2 separate regions of the Homo sapiens genome follow, and region 2 is linked to region 1. A link is a contact called in ENCODE Hi-C or POLR2A ChIA-PET data. All regions are on one chromosome and are shown on one strand. Each heading gives the region's core, a stretch centred on a gene start or an enhancer-like site at or near the end of the contact. The rest is flanking DNA. Distances are from core to core; before and after follow the strand shown. Region 1 overlaps EEF1A1-AS1 (EEF1A1 antisense RNA 1). Region 2 overlaps SLC17A5 (solute carrier family 17 member 5).

Evidence for each region. Hi-C counts contacts between places; a loop is a spot of excess contacts on that map. ChIA-PET counts read pairs that join two places held with the same protein, here RNA polymerase II (POLR2A). Pooled maps may share reads with other maps.
Region 2: a map of CD14-positive monocyte shows a loop between it and region 1 (4-fold over the local background). The contact joins two enhancer-like sites. A Hi-C loop is called at or near these places in 5 of 168 maps with a recorded cell type or tissue (CD14-positive monocyte, HepG2 and heart left ventricle) and 7 of 50 pooled maps. POLR2A ChIA-PET finds 5 or more read pairs at or near these places in 15 of 52 experiments (A673, H1, MCF 10A and 7 more).

The regions. Positions count from the first base shown.
Region 1 is chr6:73,564,715-73,570,837 of GRCh38, reverse strand. It overlaps EEF1A1-AS1 (EEF1A1 antisense RNA 1), which reads right to left. Exons shown (of 5, transcript NR_187283.1): 4 at 1-551. Among named protein-coding and RNA genes, the nearest start is that of EEF1A1-AS1, 44 kb to the right of the region's middle. RefSeq lists a silencer at 4,834-5,016 and an enhancer at 4,565-5,114. Within about 2 kb of position 3,662, at least 9 of the 41 ENCODE cell types and tissues checked have a DNase peak (open chromatin) inside an H3K27ac peak, as active enhancers do.
Region 2 is chr6:73,606,818-73,612,940 of GRCh38, reverse strand. SLC17A5 (solute carrier family 17 member 5) reads left to right here. Exons shown (of 11, transcript NM_012434.5): 9 at 2,394-2,541. Among named protein-coding and RNA genes, the nearest start is that of SLC17A5, 44 kb to the left of the region's middle. RefSeq lists enhancers at 1,380-1,549, 3,311-3,480. Within about 2 kb of position 2,325, at least 2 of the 41 ENCODE cell types and tissues checked have a DNase peak (open chromatin) inside an H3K27ac peak, as active enhancers do.

The DNA of each region.
Region 1 (6,123 bases), core at 2,413-4,912:
CATGAGGCTTAGTTTTCTAGTCTCTAAAATGAACATTATTACAAATCTCACAACTTCGGAAGGTCTAATTTCTAAAATACATGTGAAACCCTTTGTTTTTATTATTTTTCTAAATAGAGACAGGGTCTTGCTATGTTACCCAGGCTGGTCTTGAACTCCTGGCCTCAAGCAGTCCTCCCCTCTCAGCCTGCTAAAGTGCTGGGGATTATAGGACGTGAAACCCTTAGTAAGCTAAGTGCTATAAATGTTCACTGTTATGACTTCTTTTATAAGGAAAAAGAAATGTCTCTGATGGTTTTTTAATACCCAGAAATTACTACCTACTCATTAATGCTTCCTCTGAAAAATAAATGAAAATCATAAATTTTTAAATACAATTATTTGTTCTTACAGCATTTGTTTCTATCCACTTACTTGCTCTGTGCCTCGGGTCCCTGGTTCACAAAAACAGACCTCAAGTACCTGTCCTGCACAATGCTGACAACTGGAATGATGGCCAAATGCACAGAACCCAAAGGTTTACTAAGCTTAAAGGCTTATACGTCTTCTTCCTGATCATTTCACAAAGAAAGAAAAAGGAAAAGGAAAAAAAGAATGTAAAAAATAAGGCTTATACATCAGGGGTGACACTCCAAAACAGTTACAGCATCTAATTACAAAACAGTTTGCCAAGGTGTAGGATCCAGCTCCCTAGGCCCTCTGAATGGTACCACATCTTGTTTCCTTCTGACCCTAGTATGTCACATCTGAATACCACGTCTTGTTTCCTTCTAACCCTAATACCCATGGCTCACAGACACCTTCTGTCCCAGCCAAGGAAATACATACCACATTGAACTAAGCTTCTTGGTCCCCTGTATCTAAAGATGAAGGAGAACATGCTATGTCAGCCTGGCTCGCAGAATAATTGGCCCTGCACACTAAACTAGAAAACACACACACACATACACGTGCAGATGCACGCATACATAAGCAAATATGGGCACGGTGGCTCACGCCTGTAATCCCAGCACTTTGGGAGGCCAAGGCAGGTGGATCACTTGAGGTCAGGAGTTCCAGACCAGCCTGGCCAACATGATGAAATCCCACCTCTACTAAAAATACAAAAATTAGCCGGGTGTGGTGGTGAACGCCTATGATCCCAGCTACTCAGGAGGCTGAGGCATGAGAATTGCTTTGGGGAACCTGGGAGACAAAGGTTGCAATGAGCCGAGATCGTGCCACTGCACTCCAGCCTGGGCAACAGAGCGAAACCCCATCTCAAAAATAAATAAATAAATATATAAAAATTAAAAATAAAATCATTTGCTTATGTGCCAGGGAATTTACAGCCAAGTAGTTAAGTAAAATGCATACAAACCCAAAGAGGAAGCACTTAACCAAGTATCTGTTTAAGTTAAACAGGGAGATGCAGATTACGTGTGCCAAACACAGCTGGGCTTCCATGCTACGGTTCTTGGCCCTTCTGAGTCCCTGGAGCTATGTGCCTCTGGAGTTTGGAGCAAGATCAGTGCAGCGGTAGTAATTTTTACAATGATGAACGACTGCCTCAGTTGAAAGCCTGCTTCCTCATCATCCCTTGCCCAAATCCTGCTGTTCGGTTCCCAGACTGCTCTGTTCCCACAAGTTTTTCCAGAGAACACTGTAGGCCAATACACATATTCAGGTGAGCTGAGAGGAAAACCACAACAGCTGGGAGCCAGAATAAAGGGCAGGCAATGTAATAAGGAGACACTAGCAAGATTGCTGGAACCCACAGGATTTGACCACATGCTTTCCAAAGGCAGTCCTACTAAGAGAATAGTCTAATATTCCATTTTATAAGTATGAATTCTTTGAAATTATCCTACAGGCTCTCTAGTGGTATTCTTGACTTATAAAGACATTATTATATCTGGCAGGGCATGGTGGCTCATGCCTATAATCCCAGTACTTTGGGAGGCCAAGGTGGGCGGATCACTTAAGCCAGGAGTTCGAGACCGGCCTGGCCAACATGGTGAAACCCTGTCTCTACTAAAAATACAAAAATTAGCCGGGCATGGTGGCACACACATGAAATCCCAGCTACTTGGGAGGCTGAGGCAGGAGAATCGCTTGAACCCGGGAGGCAGAGGTTGCAGTGAGCCAAGATTGTGCCACTGCACTCCAGCCAGCCTGGGCGACAGAGCGAGACTCCATCTCAAATAAAAAAATAAAAAAAAAGACATTATTATATTCAAAGACATACTTGTTCAACTGTTACATTCAACATGCACATAAACTAACTGGAAGATATGTAACAAGGGCAAAATGACTGGGAAATAACTATTTCTGAATTGATGCTTGCAGGCTGGCAGGATTTGGGGAAGGAAGAAGCTTGGAAATTTGTAGAACTGGCCCTGGGGCACACTTCTTGACCACCCAGCAAGCCACTTGGTTTCTGAGTCTGATTTCTGAGGCAGAGAGTTTCTTTTTTTTTTAGACAGAGTCTCGCTGTGTCACCCAGGCTGGAGTGCAGTGGCGCAATCTCGGCTCACTACAAGCTCCGCCTCCCAGGTTCATGCCATTCTCCTGCCTCAGCCTCCCGAGTAGTTGGGACCACAGGCGCCTGCTAGCACACCCGGCTAATTTTTTGGTATTTTTTTTTTTTAGTAGAGACGGGGTTTTACCGTGTTAGCCAGGATGGTCTCGATCTCCTGACCTCATGATCTGCCCGCCTCGGTCTCCCAAAGTGCTGGGATTACAGGCATGAGCCACCGCACCTGGCCAAGGCAAAGAGTTTCTTAACCAGGCATCATATTAAAGCAATGGTTCTTAAAGTGTACTATAAGGACCAGTAGTTTCAAAGAATATGCATTACTTTTAAACTTGTTAAAATGCAAATTATTGCTGGGCACGGTGGCTCATGCCTGTAATCCCAGCACTTTGGGAGGCCAAGGCGGGAGGATCACTTGAGGTCAGGAGTTTGAAACCAGCCTGGCCAACATGGCCAAACCCCATCTCTACTAAAAATACAAAAATTAGCCAGGTGTGGTGGTGGGCACCTGTAATCCCAGTGACTCGGGAGGCTGAGGCAGGAGAATCGTTTGAACCCAGGAGGGAGAGGTTGCAGTCCACTGCACTCCAGCCTGGGCAACAAAGCGAGACTTCGTCTCAAAAAAAAAAAAAGGAAATTACTGAGTCCTACCCAAACCTACAAAATTAGAAACTCTGGGCCTACCAATCTGTGTTTTCAGTTCACCTGGCCTCCAGGTAATGTGGTGGGTGTATTGTGAGGTATGACAAACATTATTTTAAAGTGCTGAAGCCTTCTGCCGTAGCTCCAGAGTAAAGACATCAAGCAGATCATCATCATCCTGGCTTGCATGGAATCTGGAACCAGGCAGCCCCAGTTGGCTTGCTGTAATCATAGTCACTCCAAGAACCCATTTCCTACCTCAGTTCACAATCTTTGGCAGTCTAAATCCTAAATCCTTGGCTGCTAGTCCCATACCCTTCCCTACCTCTGCTCGGCTTCACCTTAATGCTTCACTTGGTCTTCTTCCCAATTTGCCCTCACACCACCTACCCCACAGTATTTTCCAGATAATATGTGTAACAGACCAGGCGGATGCAAACTGAAGCACAGCACATGTACTTTGTACCCCGCTCCCTTACGCAACCTCAATTTGTCACCAAGCTGGCTGAGCATGAGGAAAACCTGACTCCGCCCTGTGAGCCGAGAACACACCAAGAATACACCAGAAACTCACCAGGAAGCCCCACCTCCCGGGAATAACTGTGGGGCCACCAGCTAGGATGTGTTATCCTGGCTCCCTCAAAACAATGGGAAATCAAAAAAAATTTTTTTTTGATGTTTAGTGGCATATAATAGGAGGTTATGAATGTAAATTCCAGGGTGGTTTCAAACTGGAGAGCCAGTAAATTCTTCCGTGAATTTGAGTAATGATTAAAAAGCAAACTAGAAGCTGGGCACGGGGGCTCACATCTGTAATCCCAGCACTTTGGGAAGCCAAGGTGGGTGGATCCCTTGAGCTCAGGAGTTCAAGACCAGCCTGGGCAACATGGAAAAACCCCATGTCTATAAAAAATTAGCCAGGCATGGTGGTGTGCACCTGTGGTCCCAGCTACTTGGGACAGGTGGGAGAATCACTTGAGCCCAGGAGGTGGAGGTTGCAGTGAGCTGAGATTGCACCACTGTACTCCAGCCTGGGCAACAGAGTGAGACTCTGAAAAGAAAGAAATTAGAAAACCATCAAATGGCACCTTTGACGGAAGATGCAGGCTACATCATCTTACTCACATCTACTCTAGCATTTTCGAAACTGCATTAGCAAAATATTTGAGCTACTATCTCTTAAAACTTCCCTCCAAGCAGTCCTTCAGGCCAATTTTGGGGAGGTGGGAAGTTGAATAGTGGCTCATTTGATTATCGTTGGTTCAAAATGCCATGGCAAAACACACTTTAATAATAAGGAATACAGATTTGTATTTTAACTTGCATATGGCTTCCTATTCTCTACACTAAATATGCAGGAATCCCAGAGGCCTGGGGCAGGAATGTGTAGCTGCCTGTGCACACTCAAATGGCAGACATTCTTTAAATGTTTGTGGACCCTGTCCCTTCCGCCTCTGTCTCCTAGTCTTAAGCTACCCAGTGTCCTAGTTTCTAGGCTTGTCCTGCTCTAACTTTTCAGCCAAAATAGCACAGTATTTTAACAATGCTTTTTTTTTTTTTTTTTTTTTTAAGATGGAATCTCGCTCTGTCACCCAGGCTGGAGTGCAGTGGCACAATTTCGGCTCACCACACCCTCTGCCTCCTGGGTTCAAGCAATTCTTCTGCCTCAGCCTCCCAAGTAGCTGGGATTACAGGTGCCCACCACCATACTGGCAGTAGAGACGGGGTTTCACTACATCGGCCAACCGGTGTCAAACTGCTGACCTCAGGTGATCCGCACGCCTCAGCCTCTCAAAGTGCTGAGATTACAGGCGTAAGCCACCGTGCCTGGCCAACAATGCTTCTTATACTTAATGTGCATACAGATTCATTTGGAATCTTGCTAAAATGCAGATTTGAATTCAACAGGTCTAAGGGGTGCCCAAGATGCTTCCTTTCTAACAAACTCCCAGAGGTTGCCCCTTGTTCCTGGTCCACAGGCCACACTGAATAGCAAAGCTCTACAGGAGTCAGCAGACTTTTTCTGAAAAGGGACAGATAGTACAAATTTAAGACTTTGTGGGACATAGGGTCTCTGTCCAACTGCACAATTCTGCTGTTGTAGCATGAAAACAGACAGAACATGTAAATGATAGGTGTATTACCAGAAAGGGTCCTGATCCAGACCCTTAGAGAGGGTTCTTGGATCTCGAGCAAGAAAGAATTTGAGCTGAATCCATAAAGTGAAAGTAAGTTTATTAAGAAAGTAAAGAAATAAAGAATGGCTCCTCACAGGCACAGCAGCAGCATGGGCTGCTGGTTGGCTATTTTATGGTGTTTTTTTATTTTGTTTTTGTTTTTAAGACAGAGTTCTGCTCTTTTCACCCAGCCTGGAGTACAATGGTACGATCTCAGCTCACTGCAACCTCCGCTTCCCCGGTTTAAGCGATTCTCCTGCCTCAGCTTACCCAGTAGCTGGGATTACAGGCACCCGCCACCACGCCTAACTTTTTTGTATTTTTAGTAGAGATGGGGTTTCGCCATGTTAGCCATGCTAGACTCGAACTCCTGACCTCAGGTGATCTGTTTGCCTCGACCCACCAAAGTGTTGGGATTACAGGCATGAACCACCACACCCAGCCCACTTTTATGGTTATTTCTTGATTATATGCTAAACAAGGGGTGTCTTATTCATGAGTTTTCCAGGAAAGGGGTGGGCAGTTTCCGGAACTGAGAGCTCCTCCCCTTTCTAGACCATATAGGGTAACTTCCTGACATTGCCATGGCATTAGTAAACTGTCACGGTTCTGGTAGGAGTATAGCAGTGAGAACAACCAGTGGTCACTCTCGTCGCCATCTTGGTTTTGATGCTTCTTTAGTGCAACCTGTTTTATCAGCAAGGTCTTTATGACCTGTATCTTGTGCTGACCCCGTATCTCATCCTGTGACTTAGACTGTCTGGGAATGCCGCCCAGATGGTCTCAGCC
Region 2 (6,123 bases), core at 1,076-3,575, 43 kb before region 1:
GCTGGGACTACAGGTCACGCCACAGCACCCAGCTAATTATTTTTGATTTTTTGTAGAGACATGGTTTTACCATGTTGCTCAGGTTAGTCACAAATTCCTGGGCTCAAGCGATCCTCCCACCTCAGCCTTTCAAAGTGCTGGAATTACAGGCGTGAGCCACTGTGCCTGGCCTAGAAAGGTAACTTTTAAAACTATCTAATCAGTTAGGCATGATGGTATGTATCTGTAGTCCCAGCTACTCCAGAGGCTAAGGTGAGAAAATCTCTTGAGCCTAGTTGTTTGAGGCTGCAGAGAGCTATGATCACAACACTGCACTCCAACCTAGGCAACAGAGCAATACCCTATCTCTAAAAATAGTTAGAAAAAAATGTACGTAGAAATAAAACTGTCTAAGACAATCATTTAACTTTTTAAAAGTCTCCAGTAGAGACCCTGGAAGTCTCAGTGACTATACTTCAGTAATTACATTATAAAAAGACCCTGGCTGGGCTCGGTGGCTGTTGCCTGTAATCCCAGCACTTTGGGAGGCAGAGGCGGAGGCAGGCAGATACTTGAGGTCAGGAGCTCAAAACCAGGCTGGCCAACATGGTGAAACCCCATCTCTAATACAAAGATTAGCTTGGCGTGGTGGTGTGTGGCTGTCCCAGCTATTCAGGAGGCCGAGGCAGGAGAATTGCTTGAACCTGGGAGGCAGAGGTTGCAGTGAGCCAAGATTTCGCCACTGCACTCCAGTCTGGGCAAAAAGAGTGAAAAAAAAAAAATTAGCCAGGCATGGTGGCACATGCCTTTAATCCCAGCTACTCAGGAGGCTGAGGCACAAGACTTGCTTACACCTGGGAGGCAGAGGTTGCAGTGAGCTCAGATTGTGCCACTGCACTCCAGCCTGGGTAACAGAATGCGACCCTATTTCAAAATAAATAAATAAAAGTAATGAAATTAAATTAAATCAGACATGGTGGCGTGCACCTGTAGTCCCAGCTACTCAGGAAGCCAAGGCAGAGGATCACTTGAGCCTGGGAAGTCAAGGCTGCAGTGAGCCATGATCGCACCACTGCACTCCAGCCTGACGACAGTGAGACCCTGTCTCAAAAAAACAAGAAAATAAATAAATAAGTAAATAAATGTAATTGAACTTTTTTTAAAGTTCCTCAGTTGCAGTATATACAAATACAACATTTCCATCATCACAGAGAGCTATTGGATAGCACTGCTGTAGACACAGAAAAACTGACAGCCCACTCATTAAGTCTCTTCTCATATTTTACGCTTAACTGCCTGTAATGACCAATGTGTATTCTTATCAGTTGTTAATAATAGGGAGGATTCCTGCATATTAGGTGGGGCAGAAAAAAAAAAAACCAAGGCCGGGCATGGTGGCTCACACCTGTAATCCCAGCACTTTGGGAGGCAAGGTGGGTGGATCGCTTGAGGTCAGGAGTTCGAGAACGGCCTGGCCAACATGGCGAAACCCCATCTCTACTAAAAATACAAAAATTAGCTGGGTATGGTGGCCCAGGCCTGTAATTCCAGCTATTCAGGAGGCTGAGGCAGGAGAATCACTTGAACCTAGGAGGCAGAGGTGGCAGTGAGCCCAGATCACGCCACTGCACTCCAGCCTGGGTGACAGAGTGAGACTCCAGCTCAAAAAAAAGAGAGAGAGAATGAAGACAGAGATTTTAAAAAATCTTTTTAAGAAACAAGGTCTTGCTCTGACAACCCAGGCTGGAGTGCAGTGGTGCCATCATAGCTCACTGTAACCTTGAACTTCTGGGCTCAAGCAATCCTCCCACCTCAGCCTCCTGAGCAGCCAGGACTACAGGTGTGCACCACCATGCCTGGCGAATTTTGTTTTTAATATTTCGTAGAGACAGGGTCTTGCTGTGTTGCCCAGGCTGGCCTCAAACTCCTGGCCTCAAGTGATTCTCCCGCCTCAGCCTCCTAACGTGCTGGGATTACAGGTGTGAGCTGCCACACCCAGGCAAGATGGAGTATTATTCTAACCTCATCCAACAGAGTTTATTATTCAGTTTATCTCCTTTGGTTATATGTATTTTAAACCACATTCTGTGTCAGCTATTGCTTCTCTCTAGAAACATATTTTTAAGTTGTTCTTGTCTTGTTCTTCTCTAACACCATGGAATTTTAGCTGAGTTTTGGCCACATGTAGATTTAATAACATTGCATAATGAGATTTTCCTTTTATAGTATATTAGTTGTATTACGCCCATGTTTTCCAGCATTTTTTTTTTCTCATGAAATTTGTTAGTCTTCCAGGCAATATAGTGTTTCTACAGTAGGTGGCAGCAATTTCAAATTTCAGATTTATACCATATTAAGGTAGAGCAAATATTAATGCTGGGTGTTTTTTCCCTTTTATAACTTTTTAACTCCAGGAATGATTGGACCTGCAGTATTCCTGGTAGCTGCTGGCTTCATTGGCTGTGATTATTCTTTGGCCGTTGCTTTCCTAACTATATCAACAACACTGGGAGGCTTTTGCTCTTCTGGATTTAGCATCAACCATCTGGATATTGCTCCTTCGTGAGTACTAATATAAAGATTTGCTGTGATTGACTTTAAATTATATTTTTAAAAATCCTGATAAAAGGCCAGAGGCGGTGACTCACACCTGTAATCCCAGCACTTTGGGAGGCCAAGGCAGGCAGATAACCTGAGGTCAGGAGTTTGAGACCAGCCTGGCCAACATGGCGAAGCCCTATCTCTACTAAAAATACAAAAATTAGCCAGGCATGATGGCGGGCACCTGTAATCCCAGCTACTTAGGAGGCTGAGGCAGGAGAATCGCTTGAACCCAGGAGGCAGAGGTTGCAGTGAGCTGAGATCGCATCATTGCACTTCAGCCTGGGCAACAAGAGCAAGACTCCATCTAAAAAAAAAAAAACCTGATAAAATAGATATGATATAAAACTTACCATTTTAAGTATGCAGTTCTGTGGCATTAAGTATTCACATTGTTTCATAACTAGCACCACCAACAATCTCTAGAGCAATTTCATCTTCTCAACAGAAACTGTACCCGTTAAACACAATCTCCCATTTCTCCTTCCTCCCAGGCCCTGGCAACCAACATTCTACTTTCTGCCTCTATGGATTTGACTACTATAGGAATGACTTTAAATTCTTAACAGGATTTTAATTTACACAATAATTAAAGCAGGAAGTTGTTTTTAAATTTAAACTTTTAACTATCATCACCTCTGTCCACAGTGCTCTCATTAGAACATTGCAATAACTCATTACTGTGTCTGTTCACCCAACTAGACTAGGAACTCTGTGAAGGCAGAAACTCCCTTATTGTCCTCAGGGCTCTCCATGGCACTTGGCATGTAGTAGGCATTTTGTCAGATGAATGAATGTGAAAGAGTAGACCCAATTGATTTGTCTAACTATATTACCTATGTGCAAATATATTTGTGTAGCCCTTGATAGTTTACACATCACTTTCATAAACACTATCCATTTTACCCTTAAAGCATTCCTTTGAAGTAAGTATTTTTGCCCTATTTGAACGCTAAAGAAACTTAAGAGAAGTTAAGTGATTTATCTTGCAGCACACAGCTAATATAATAAATGATAGAGCCAAAACTTGAACCTAAAATTTTTACTTTTAAGCCCAAAATTCTTTCTACAGCTACCTCTCTGGAAATATTCTTTGAGCCACATACTTCTAAAACCATTTTGTGCCAGCTGACAAGGTAAATAAGGGAGCTATGTAAATATTTTAACCCAAAAGTTTTAATACACTTTATTTGTAAAAATAATAGATATAAATTTATTTTGGAGAAAAGACAGATGGACTCTTACCCTCTTTTCACTACCTCAAAATCTTCACACCTGGACTCCTACAGAATCTTCTGATTTCTATGAATCCTCAGTCTCCTATCTCTTCAATAAATACTCTAAGATAAGCTGCACTCTGTCACCCAGGCTAGAGTGCAGTGACGCCACTGTAGTTCACTGTGGCCTTGAACTCCTGGGATCAAGTAATCCTTCCTGCTCAGCCTCCTGAGTCGCTGGGACTGCAGGCATACATCACCATGCCTGGTTAATTTTTCAAAAAATATTTTGTAGAGATGGGGTCTCCCTATCTTGCCCAGGGTGGTCTCAGTCTCCTGGCCTCAAGTAATCTTCCCGCCTCAGCCCCCCGAAGTGCTAGGATTACAGGCGTGGGCCACAGCACCTGGCCAAGACTTGAGGTTTTGTCAAGCCTAGGATTGACGAATAGTCAAAGGGATATGGGAATTGAGAGTTTTGGCAAGAAATAGTTCTAGGCTATGTTATCGCTTAGGATGTTTTTAGTTGAAGTATAGAAATTCTAATTTAAACTGGGCTAAACAGCATAATCTATTGATTCACTTAATTGTATCCAGAAATAATAGGCTTCAGGCAAGAGTTGATATCCAGCTGCCTACTAATATCACCACAGATTGTTTCTTTCTCACTCTCTGTCTTTTACAGTAGTAGTTTTGTCCTAAGACTGGGTCTGCTTATAAAATCACACAATGAAATGATTGCCAGCAACAATCAGGACTACATGCTTCTTCATTCACATCAAGCAGAAAGAAAAGGATCTTTTCCTCTCTCCACCATGGAAATAAGTCCTGGGCTTCATTTTGGTTGACCCAAACTGAGTCACATGAACCAACCCCAATGGCCAAGAGAATATCATGTGACTTTAGGACAATCAGCACCTACCCCAAAAGTTAGAAGTCAAAGGGTCAGTGCCCCTCAGACATCACTATTGCTACACAGATGGGGGTGGGGAGTGGGAATGGATGCTGAGGAATCCATCGGTAACATCCATTATAACACATGAAGATGTAAATAAACATGAGTCATTTTGAGCCGGGCACGGTAGTTCACGCCTGTAATCCCAACACTTTGGGAGGCTGAGGCGGGTGGATCACCTGAGGTCAGGAGTTCGAGATCAGCCTGGCCAACATGGTGAAACCCCATCTCTACTAAAAATACAAAAATTAGCAGGGTGTGATGGCACACACCTGTAGTCTCAGCTTCTCAGGAGGCTGAGGCAGGAGAATCGCTTGAACCCGGGAGGCAGAGGTTGCTGTGAGCCAAGATTGTGCCACTGTGCTCCAGCCTGGGTGACAAAGTGAGACTCCATCTCAAAAAAAAAAAAAAAAAAATTATAAGGAACATAAAATTGGTTCAGCAGCCATCCAGCCAGAAGGTGGTAAGTCACCCACACCATTTAATAAATCTGAAAGGTAGCTTAGGATTCATCAGGTTCCTGAAGTCTTATTAGAATCTCTGGAATCTGATGAGGGCCCCCCCTGCTCTCTTGAACTAGCAATGAAAGAAAATTGGATCATCGGATAAAAATTGGAGCTATGGTCGGCCGGGTGTAATGGCTCATGCCTGTAATCCCGGCACTTTGGGAGACCAAGGTGGGCAGATCACCTGAGGTCAGGAGTTCAAGACCAGCCTGGCCAACATGGTGAAACTCTGTCTCTACTAAAAATATAAAATTAGCCAGGTGGGGTGGTAGGACCTGTAATCCCAGCTACTTGGAAGGATGAGGCAGAAAATCACTTGAACCTGGGAGGTGGAGGTTGCAGTGAGCAATTGCACTCTAGCCTGGGTGACAAGAGTGAAACTCCATCTCAAAAAAAAAAAAAATAGTGCTATTGTCAAAAGATGAAAATAGATGCTGAAGAAAAAGAAAACCAAATATCCATGGTACCTACCTTATAAGATCGTTGTGAAGATTAAATAGAACACGCACAGAACACTTTGCTCATAATGCAATAAAGGTATTTGCATATAATGCAATAGATGTAATTATTTTCTGGCTAACTTTGAGTCAGGTGTGGTGACCAGGGTCACAGATCAATCCAAGTAAAATATTAAAGTGATGATTGGTGTGCTTTCAGAAAGGAAAATGCTGACCACTAAAGAGCCACCATTGGGTCACTAAGAGCCAAAATGGCAAAACAGTCTAACTTCTCAACATAATTTTTAGCCTAATAGAATAAAGAAAATATAGTAGATTTGATATGTCAGGACTTCAGCCAGGCCTCCTATGATAGATGCCGTTTTGGACAAGGTGGAGAAAGATGAATTGGATGTACAATTAGATAAATT